2 separate regions of the Homo sapiens genome follow, and region 2 is linked to region 1. Evidence: chromatin contacts called from ENCODE Hi-C or POLR2A ChIA-PET data. All regions are on one chromosome and are shown on one strand. Each heading gives the region's core, a stretch centred on a gene start or an enhancer-like site at or near the end of the contact. The rest is flanking DNA. Distances are from core to core; before and after follow the strand shown. Region 1 holds the start of NEURL1 (neuralized E3 ubiquitin protein ligase 1). Region 2 overlaps STN1 (STN1 subunit of CST complex).

The links. Hi-C counts contacts between places; a loop is a spot of excess contacts on that map. ChIA-PET counts read pairs that join two places held with the same protein, here RNA polymerase II (POLR2A). Pooled maps may share reads with other maps.
Region 2: a map of mammary epithelial cell shows a loop between it and region 1 (6-fold over the local background). The contact joins the enhancer-like site here to the promoter of NEURL1 in region 1. A Hi-C loop is called at or near these places in 1 of 168 maps with a recorded cell type or tissue (mammary epithelial cell) and 1 of 50 pooled maps. POLR2A ChIA-PET finds 5 or more read pairs at or near these places in 2 of 52 experiments (BJ and WTC11).

What each region holds. Positions count from the first base shown.
Region 1 is chr10:103,491,641-103,497,038 of GRCh38, reverse strand. It overlaps NEURL1 (neuralized E3 ubiquitin protein ligase 1), which reads right to left and starts at 3,334. Exons shown (of 6, transcript NM_004210.5): 1 at 2,567-3,334. The coding sequence starts at 2,651. NEURL1-AS1 (NEURL1 antisense RNA 1) reads left to right here. Exons shown (of 4, transcript NR_120675.1): 3 at 2,304-2,478. RefSeq lists silencers at 2,656-2,755, 2,836-2,965, 2,976-3,125 and an enhancer at 2,440-2,989.
Region 2 is chr10:103,882,584-103,887,981 of GRCh38, reverse strand. It overlaps STN1 (STN1 subunit of CST complex), which reads left to right. Exons shown (of 10, transcript NM_024928.5): 10 at 5,141-5,398. The coding sequence ends at 5,298. Among named protein-coding and RNA genes, the nearest start is that of SH3PXD2A, 30 kb to the right of the region's middle. Within about 2 kb of position 3,186, at least 2 of the 41 ENCODE cell types and tissues checked have a DNase peak (open chromatin) inside an H3K27ac peak, as active enhancers do; they include mammary epithelial cell, where a contact is called at or near this core.

The sequences.
Region 1 (5,398 bases), core at 2,085-4,584:
CCTTCATTTCAGGCTTAGTAGGGGCGGGATCAAAATTCCCATGGTCACCTACAGTGGTGTGTGGATGGGGCCCCCACTCCTGCCTTCTGCCAAAGACCCTAGCCACAGAGACCTCAGATCCCCACAATTCCAAATTTTAGATTAAAAAGATGCAATTAGTTGGGAGCTCTCTGGGTTTCCACAGAGTCAAGGATGGAGCAAGACCTTCTCAGGAAGATAGTCTGTGAATATTAAGGGCCAACTAACCCCTGCCCCCAGCTAACCCTTGCCCCCTGAAGGACAGGGCCAAGTTTTGCCACTTTAATTTGGGCAAATAATTATTCTTTTCCCTCATTATTCTCACTTGCAGAGAAGGTTGAGCTGAACGATATTCATAGGTTCATTAGGAATCTGTTTCCAATGCTCAGAAACAGTCTTCATACTTGCTAACACTGATAGCTTATTTCTGATTACAAAAATAATACTTCCTTATTATAGAAATTTTAGAAAAGAGCAAAATATAAAAAAGAAAAAATGCAATCCCATATGATCCTATACCCAGAGGAAATAATTGTTAACCCTTTGGAAACTTTACAAGCATTTTTGCTTGTTTTGTTTTTGTTGGGGTTTTTTGCATTCACACCACTTTTTAAACAAAATTGGGATCATACAGTCTTCACAACTTTGTATTCTGTCGTTATACTGTGAGCATTTTCCACAGTCATCAACTATTCTTCACAAATATAATTGTAATCACTGCATAGTACTCTACCAAGAATATATACCATGATTACTGAGCATTTAGGTTATCCACCTAGTATAAATAACACTGCCATGAACATCCTAGCCTAGTGCCATAAGTATATATTCCTGCATCTCCACTTCCTTAGTATCAATTCCTCAAGGTAGAATTACAAGGTCAACAAACTGATTTTTTTTTTTTTTTTAGCAAGACAGAGTCTCGCTCTGTCGCTCAGGCTGGAGTGCAGTGGAACGATCTCAGCTCACTGCAACTTCCATCTGCCAGATTCAAGGGATTCTCCTGCCTATCTGCCTCCCAAGTAGCTGGGATCATAGGCACGCACCACTATGCCCGGCTAATTTTTGTATTTTTAGTAGAGACAGTGTTTCGCCATGTTGGCCAGGCTGGTCTGGAACTCCTGACCTCAAGTGATCCACCTGCCTCAGCCTCCCAAAGTGCTCGGATTACAGGCGTGAGCCACCGCACCCTGCCAACAAATTGATATTTTTAAAGTATCTTGACATGTATTGCCATATTAATTTCCAGAAAGACACAACAAATCCACTGATTTTCCTGAGCCAAGTGAAAGCTGAAGTTCTGAAAGAGCTGGAGTATTAGAATGCAGGACAGTGGTCCTATCTCTCCTCCTCTTCCCTGGTCTTAAAAGTTAACTGTTCAGCAAAAGAAGGGACAGAATTCCAAGTCAAAAGATAGGGGTCTACAGCCTAGCACCTAGCGCCGAGGTCTGGCTGGCTTTGGGAACCTGAAGCAAGCCTTGGTTCTCCTCATCTGTAAAATGGGTATAGTGTGATTAGCTCTGCTCTGCTGACTACCCCAAGCAGTGTCCATGCTCACTGAAAATGTGTTTGAGAAAGTTCGATGCCTTGTGTTAAAGGGCACTATTGTTATCCTTCTCATAACCTGAGGAGCTTAGGAAGTGGGGTATTCTTTCTGAAAGCCCAAGGGCTTCCCTTCCTGGCTTTTAGCCATCATGCCCAGGACAAGTGCCACTGGTTCTGAGGTGACAGAAAAGCACCTTCCGGAAGGAATTTAGTAGGGTCTGAGGGCCCGGGAGGACCCAGCAGTGTCTTCCAAAGGTCAGAGACAGCATTGGAAGATCCAAGACAGGAATGGCAGGCTCCGAATGGGGAGACTGGGCCTAGGGCCACCCTGAGGGTGCTGAGTGGATCTGGGGAGGTGAAGAGCAAAGACATTCCTAGTAAATGTCCCTCTGTTTCAAGGCTCCCAGACCCTCTTTTCTAGGGCTCTGACTGGATATCTGGTCTTTGGGAAAACCAGAAATCAAACTAATTCAATGGATGCAAAAACCCAACGGCTGCAAAGGACCCCAGGAACCAGCAGCTCTGACCCTTTCTTCCAGGCTGCTGTAATCCTGTCCTGAATTTTTAAAACCCTCCCATTGGAAATGCAACTAGTGCTCCCAGCCTGGTCTCTCCAGCCCTAGGGCCGATGGAAAGGAGACCCATCGAGGTGCCTCCCTGGAGACACGGACGACCCAAGCTTCCCTCCTCACTCCCCACTCCCCTATCGACCTGGCAAACATCCTTTCCCATCTCTTCAGGCTCGCCTAAGACCATGGCCTGAGGGGACTCCAGTGACGTTCCCAGTGCCAGCAGACAGAACTGCGCAGACCCCGCGGGACGCCATCCTCCATCACCATCATCGCCGGCTGCCCTCCACCCCCAGCCCACTCCACGGCCAGAGGTGCATCTCCGGCCTCCAGACACGCACAACAGGTGGCGTCTGCCCGCCCTCCCCAACCACACCTCCCTGGCCCTCCACCTGCGCCCCAGTCCTCCAGCAGCGCTCGGCCGGGGAGCCTACCTTTGAGGTTCTGGGGGTGGCCCCGCGGCGCGCGGCTCGGGTTTCCTCGGGGCAGCGAGGGGATACTGGAGAAGTTGTTACCCATGGCATCCGGCCCCAGGAGGTTCGGCGCTCGCGGGTGGGGGCGAGGCCGGGCAGGCGCTGAGGTGCGGTGTGCGAGTGTGCGCGCGCGGGTGCGCGCCACCGGGGGAGGGCCCTGCTGGGGCTGCAGCCGGGGGCGGGCGGGCAGCTCCTCAGCTTCCTTTCTCTGGACTTCGCGGTCCTTGGCGGGTTCCGCCCGCCACGGGTGTCCTGGCGCAGGCTGGGCTACCTGCCTCCCATGCCCCGTGGCGGGAGCGGGGGCCACAAGCAGGGCCCTGGGCCGGGGCCGGGGACGCCCGGGGCTCCCCGCTTGCTCCCCGGGACGCTAGGGTTCCGGCTGGGGGTGGGCGGCGCGGCGGCTCCGGCGCGCTCCCCCGGGGCCATAGAGTCAGGGTCGCTGGCGTGGGCGTTCGGCGGCTCCGAGGCAGGCTCGGTTACCGCCCCGCGGAGACGGCCGCGGCGGCGATGTGCGTGGCTCCCTCCCGCCCGCGGGTCTGCGTGGAGCGGGGCTCGGCGGAGCGCGGGGCGTTCTGGGCGCTCCGACGCAGCTGGTGTCCCCCGACCGCCGCGGTCCCGCCCGCGCCGGGTCCCTCCTGCGACCGCCGCCCCCGCCCCCCGCCCCGGCAGTCTCCAGGATTCCCTCGCTCCGGTTGTTATGGTGACAGCTGCGCCGGTGAATGAGCGTCTTAGTGACACGCGCGCGCCCGCTAGGCCAGATGTGGCCCCGGGGCGCGCCGCGTTCCCGTAGCCGCAAGCTCTCGGCGGCGCGGGTCGGGGTAAGACATCAGGCGAGTATGGTGGCACCCGGGGCTGGCCTTATTCCCAGCACGGAAACATGGAACTTGCACTTGAAAACAAGGGGAGCAGGGCCGCGAGAACGCCGAGCTCCCCGGATGCGGGGGCGGGCGAGCCAGCACTAATGTTCGGTTTCCCTAGCTCCAGGTACCGGGCCTGGCGCAGAGTGGAGAGCCCAGGGAAACATGTAAATGAGCGAGCGGATGCTTGGATAAAGTAATTGAGATTAGAACCCCGGCACTTGACCCTCCGTTCTCAGCCAGGCTAGGGGCACTAGGGCAAGGGTTCAGAGCAGGAACCCCGGGCAGTCTCACTGATGCACAGATGCCACTGAGGGCCTTTGAATGCCCGCGGACCAGACTCACAAGCCTGGAGCTCTGGCCAAGCTGAGGGAACAGATCTCCGGGACAGATCATCAGAAGACCACCAGCTCTGAACTGAGTGGTTCTGTTAGCTATAACAAGGTGGGGGAGAGGAGCCTCTGCAGCCTATGGCAGTCAAAGAAGGCTTCCTGGAGGAAGGGGGTTTCAGCAAGGGCCCTGCTCATGTGGCTAGTGCCTTCCTGTAGCTCAACACTGCACCAAGAAGCCTTCAGGAAGGGAAACAGAAGTCATTCTTCTCCTTCCTGGACCCGGGGCATCTCTCCTGGTCTATCAGGGATGGAAGATGTTCCAAGGTTCCCCCCAGGGAATCAGACTTCCTGCTCCTCTAAGTCATCTCTAGCTCCCTGCTCTGGCTTCAGCAACTCAGATCCAGAGTCCAGTGAAGACATGGGTGGGCAGGGGGACATCTCATGTATCCTTTTCTGTAATAAAGGTTCTTCCCCCAAGTCTCCATTTGGCAGCTCCTCATTATCTAGGCACAATTCGTGTCCTGACATTCCCTGACTGCCCCAACTAAAGGACCCCCTCCACTGTCAGTCACTTTCCACAATATTCCATTTTATTTTCATCATAGCTTTTATATGGAACTTGTTTACAAGTAGCCTTTCCTCGTTTATCTTCTGCCTCCCTGCTAGAACATAAGCTCTGTGAGGGGAGAGCACAGGTCAGTCGTGTTCACCAGGGTGTCCTTACCCACTGGGGGAATGCCTGGCATGTGACAGATTCTCAGAAAATAATTGTGGAATGCATGCTTCCCACTGTGGGCCAGGAGGCTCCACTGAGATCCCTGGGGGCAGAGCCTCCTGAACCACCCTTTATTTTCCTCTCCTACTCTCCTCTCTCCATCCCCATTCCAGGCATTCTACCCTTAAATGTCTGGGACTCCAGGCAAGCTAGAAATATCTGTGACAGCCACTGTCTCTCTGGAATCTGGAGGGAAAGGCAGCCCCGAACCCGGCCTCCAGCCTCCCAGATGCCCAGGATCACGTGTGCAGGCAGCTGCAGATGGCCACAGCAGGTCAGGGATGGCTGTCTTATTTATGGGCAGTATCTTCCCAAGGCTCACTCCCAGCTAATGACTCATGCATCAGAAATCCACAGGCTCTTAATGGCAACACACTCACACATGTGCTAACACACCGCTACACTATCTCACACACTCACACCTATACAAGCACACACACTTATATTCCCCCTGAAATCTGCCGGAATGAAGTCACTGTGAGTGGCCACTAGAATCAGGCCTTTCACAAGTTAGAACAAATATGAGGACTCTGCATAGTTGAGACTCATCCTGCTAGAGTGTGTTTGAAGTACAAGGGCCTAGCTAGGATTTACAGACGGTGGCTCCAGGGAAGCCTGGTGTGGGCAGGGGAATGGGGGAGGGGATGAGGCCCCAAAGGTAGAGCACAGCAGGGATGTCTTGAACTGCTGACCTCAGGTGATCCACCTGCCTCGGACTCCCAAAGTACTGGGATTACAGGCATGAGCCACCGCGCCTGACAAAGGGATGTCACAGGCCCCACATGGCCTAGACCTGGGGCTATGGGCAAAGCAGGGGAGAGAGGAAGAC
Region 2 (5,398 bases), core at 1,937-4,436, 390 kb before region 1:
GGAGCTTTTGAGAGCAGTGCAATGTGGGATTCCTCAGCCAAGAAGGGATGAGAAGATGCTCCCAAGATAACATCTCTGCAGTCACCCTATTCGCAGGCCTCCTGGCCAGGTTCTTATTTTCATCTGCATTAGGAATAGAATGGATTGAACCCTAGGGCTAGTAAAGCACATGAAAAGAATTCACATTTCATTTGGACTTGGCTCTCTGAAGTGTCCTGAAAGTAGCAGGTTTAACATCTACATCTACCCACAGCTCATCAAGTGGACAGGCCCTGCCACTCAGTCTGTGAATGGGAGCCTCTAAAAGCCACTAGCCAATCACCTGGCACTACTACACTCCCAGGAGCTGAATTCTGAAGCCTGAGCTACTGAGAATGCTGATAAAAGATGTTATAAGGACTGTGTTGGAACCTGCTGTGACCACCCCGCTTCATAATGTTATAACATAGCAATTCAGAATAGTAACGTATGCCCCTCATGAAAAGCCAAGCAGTGCAAAAATCCACTCCAAAAAGCCAGACTCCCTCCCAGCACTGAGCCCCAGCTTCTGTGTTCCCCTCTCCAAAGGCAGTGGTTGTTATTAGTTACTTGCATATCCTGTTGGATATGTGTTTTCTATCAGGGATAAACTATACAGATATGCACTTACAAACATATCATATTATTTATCCTTGACAGAAAACACAAGTGAAGTTTAGCCGACGATATACATTGTCCTACACCTTGTATTTTAGATCTAACATTGCCTTCTAGAGGTCAACAGTACACATGAAAGTGCCTACGTCTTTTCATTAGCTGGACAGCATGCTGTTACATGTATAGGTAAATATCCGACCCTCAGTCTAACCATACCTACTGGGCCTTTAGTTCCTTTCTAGCCTTTCAAACAGAATATAGCCTGGAGTTTTTCCTTGTCAGGATGATTGGTAGAAGGACTTGAAGTCATTTATGAGTGTCTCACAAAGGCTAACCCTTCAATAATGAAAGGACTATGAACATCAAGCCTGTCTTAGGTCCCTGAAGGATTGATACTTGTTCTCTGAAGATGGGCAATGTGGCGGCATTGTGAGGAGCTGTGCTCTGGAGCCACCTTGCCTAGGTTTGAATCCCGGCTTTGCCACTTGCTAGCTGTGTAATGTTGGGCAAGTGCCTTGGGTTCTTTAAATGCAAAGTGGGGATAATAATAGTACCTACAAGATGGGTTTTTATAAGAAGTAAATGAATTGGCATTTAGAAAGTTAGAAGAGTACTCAGTGCATAATTATGATCCAAAAAGTATTAAATAAAAATGAAGTTCTCTTTCCTAATGGCACAAGTGGTAACCCCTAATTCTCTAGCCTGCAGGCCTGAAGGCTCACCCTCTACTTGGTTTAATATTGATCTGGAAGGAGGCAGTTTCAGATAGAATCTGTATGTGGATTTTGCTGTATTATTGTTGGAGTAAAGTTGACAAAATCTGGATTTTGGCTTTCAGTATGGGTACAACAATGGCAAATTATCCAAAAGAGCTCTATGTTGAACATGTCTTTTTATCTCTAACTTTTTACTCTGAAAATATTCCAATTTATCAAAAAAAAAAAAATTAAAAGACTGGTACAATAAACACCGATATACCCTTCACCTAGATTGACTAAAAACTTCAGTTTGTATTTGCTAAGCATGCAGAAATTCTCCTATTTGATCACCAAATCATTTCACACCGAAGAAAATTAACATTTGATGAGTTCCAAAATGGCAGCCTTTCACTAAATGTTACTTTATACCATTAGCTTTTCAAAAATCTCCCATGTATTTAGCTCAGGTTCATTTTTTACTATCCCAGAGCTGGAGAGAACTGCTGCTTTTGGTAGAAACTGAGTACCATATAACACTACTTATACTGGAGGATTTTTTTTTTAAACTTAAGACAAACTTTTAAAAAAGACTTAAAGAAGTTTAACCTTTTGTAGTTATAGTAGTAGGTTATATCTGAAATGTATCTTTATGTCATTTGGGTCTCTAGAACATTAGCCTTTGTGGTTTCTGGTGGAGGTATGATGGGGTATAGTATGAATCAGGCTACATGTGAAAGTTCTTGGGAAAATATAAGGCGCAGTTATCACCGCTCATAGTGATCCGTCATAAGATAACTATGTCTGCCAGGCAAACACTTTTCAGAAAAGTCTGCTTCGGCTTGTGGGTTTGTTCCAGAAGAGTCGAATTATGTAATTGTACTAACCCCTGGGGAGCTCCTTGCTGGCCTTTCCTACTTTTACTGTTTTATAATAATTTCTCACTTAGAGAAGAATCTAAGGCCAGGCACAGTGGCTCACTCCCATAATCCCAATGCTTGGGAGGATTGCTTAGGCCAGGAGTTCGAGACCAGCCTGGGCAACATAGCAAGACCCTGTCTCTACAAAAAATAAAAATTAAAAATAGAGAGGAGTCTAAGTTCACATTACCGAAGTGACTGGAGATCACTTTTGAACAGCCTCACCAGATAACCCTCAGCAGAACAGCCTTTCTGACTAAATAGTTGAAGGCCTCTGAGACAGTCAGCATCACTGCTTTGGGCCCCATGGATGCCTGTAAGTCACCTTGAGCCCTGGGTCCAAGCATCCAGGCCTTGCAGAAACTAAAAGCTGAGCAGCACTAAATTCCCTCTGCTCCTCCCTACCGTGTGCAGGTCTGTGTGGTTGGAGCCCCTCACCCTCCATCATCAAACCTATCCTTGCTTGCTGGTCAGCTCTTCCTCCTTGAGAGGCTTTTCTTCTTGGGAAGGGATGAAGCTTTTCTAGAGCAGGAACTAAGTTACATTCATCTTCTTGGATTACGGATATGATGAACCAAATCATAGTAGTTCCCCCTGGTCTCTCATCCACACAGCCACCCTGAGAAGGAAGTGGTTTTGTTCCCGGGAGTGACTTTGTCCCAGTTGTAGAGCCAGGGCTTGAATTCTGGTGTGGTGGACTCCAGTGGCAGCTCCAGGTCTGCCAAGCTCTACTTGCTCCTCCTTGCTCAGCAATGCACACATAGTAGGTGTTCAGGAAGTCTATGGAGTGAATGTTGAAGAAACAGCCTGGAAGTATAGATGCCAGCAATCCCAGTTGGAAGGAGTAATGAGTGGACACAGCCACTAGAGGTCAGAATTTAGCAAATTTTTGTTAGCCCAGGAGCAGTCTCTGAACCTTAGGGTTGGAAAGGGCCTTGGAAGTGGTTTTCACCACAGCTGAGAACACTCAGGCCTAGGGATGGCTTGCCCAAAGCTACAGAAGTGCACCAAACCTTGAACCGTGCTTTGCCTCACACCGCAATACCTCTTCGAGCACCTTCCTGAAGCCTAAAGCATTTTTCATCTGTAAACAACTTTCAGTGACTTTGTGGAGCACCTTTTGTGTGCCAGATACTGGGTATACGGCAGAGAGAGACCATGCCTGCGCCTGCCATGGAGTTTTAAACTGTGACAACTGGAGAGGGTTTGCTTTTGGTAAAGAAGTTTGACTTTGACTCAAAGTTAGAAATACATTTTACATCATGACCCAATAAATTATATAATTCTAATGCATAAGATGTATATGAAATTAAGTTTCATGAATTAATATGTATCCAAATTACAATGCAAGATATTCTGTAACGTTCTATTTCTGCTCTCTTTGAGTTTGGTAAGAAAAAGTTGCTGATCGCAACCTACAAAAATTGGTTTCGTTATCCCCTAATAGGCACAACCCCCAGTTTGACTACTGCCGACGACCTAAAAGGAAGGAGCTGAGGCAAAATTAATACAAGCAGAGAGTTGATTTGGGCCAAGTTTCAGGATTGCAGCTGGGGAGCACAGATTCAGGTTTCTCTGAATATACACTCTGATTAGCAGCAGTGATAAGTGGATTTTTTTTTTTTTTTTTTTTTTTTTTTTGAGATGGAGTCTCACTCTGTCACCCAGGTTGGAGTACAGTGGCGCAATCTCGGCTCACTGCAACCTCTGCTTCCTGGGTTCAAGTGATTCTCCTGCCTCAACCTCCCAAGTAGCTAGGATTACAGGTCCATGCCACCACACCTGGCTAATTTTTGTATTTTTAGTAGAGAGGAGGTTTCACCATGTTGGCCAGGCTGGTCTCGAACTCCCAACCTCAGGTGATCCGCCCACCTCGGCCTCCCAAAGTTCTGGGATTATAGGCGTGAGCCACTGCACCTAGCCCATAAGTGGATTTTTAAAAGCCAAAAAGGAGGACAGGGAGTGGGCTGATACAAAGTTGTTTGTCAGGAATTCTCATTGGTTTATAGATAACATTGATTGGTGACTGGCTATACATTGTTAAGCCATAGGGTGTGGATTATAGTGTTCAATTTGGCATTATTAGGCTAATTTATAACTACTTGTGCCAATAGCAAGCAGTTTCCGAGGTGAATATGTAGGAGTAGGGCGTGATTTCCGTTTCATGGTCGTGTCTCTCTGGGCCTGATAATTAAAAGGACTTGCATTCTTCAGATAAAAGTTATTTCATTTTCTCATTACCAACGTTTAAGTCATTGATTTCAACTAGGAAAGAGGTTACTAACTCTGAATTTGTATTGTTGTATACTAGATGGTCTTAGTTTGGGGCAGAGCATAAGAGGTTACTAGGAATACAACCATCACAGATAAGACTTTTGGAAGCCAGGAAGAGAGGAATGAGAACAGGCCAAAGGTAGGAATCCCTTCTCACCAGGCAGCCGCATCAAATCAGGACTTAGGGGGAAGCATACGGAGGCTGCAGCAAACCAGCTCTGCTGTGAGTTTCAAGAGGGCTCCTCCCTGAGAAACTAGAGGTTTGGCACTGAATACGTTACACTTATACATGTAATTACCCCACAGAAAAAAGTTTATCAAGCACTAAAAATCCACTAGGTTACAGATAAAAAAATCTTTGATTGGGAATCCTTGAAGGTTGAAGTTCAGAGTCCCTGAGCAGTGGCTCCATGTCGCCGTGGTGACATCAGGGGCCTGAGAACAGGTGTTTCTGTTTTGTTTTTGTGATCAGGTAGATCATGCATTTCTGACTTTAATGTGCATAAAGATCATCTGGGGATCTGGTCAGAATGCAGATGCCAAGTCAGGTATGGAGAGGACAGAGGAGGGCCTGACAGTTGTGTCCACACTCAGCCACCTACCTTTTTCCTGCAGACATGGAGAAGGGCTGTCACTTCCTGCACATCTTGGCCTGTGCTCGCCTGAGCATCCGCCCGGGCCTGAGCGAGGCTGTGCTGCAGCAAGTTCTGGAGCTCCTGGAGGACCAGAGTGACATTGTCAGCACAATGGAGCACTACTACACAGCGTTCTGAGCAGAGACACGCAGACCAGCTGAGGAGGACAAAGATAAGGTGGCATTCACCCCCAGGCTCTGACTTTCAGCATCATGCAGGGGCTTATCTGTCTGGAGGC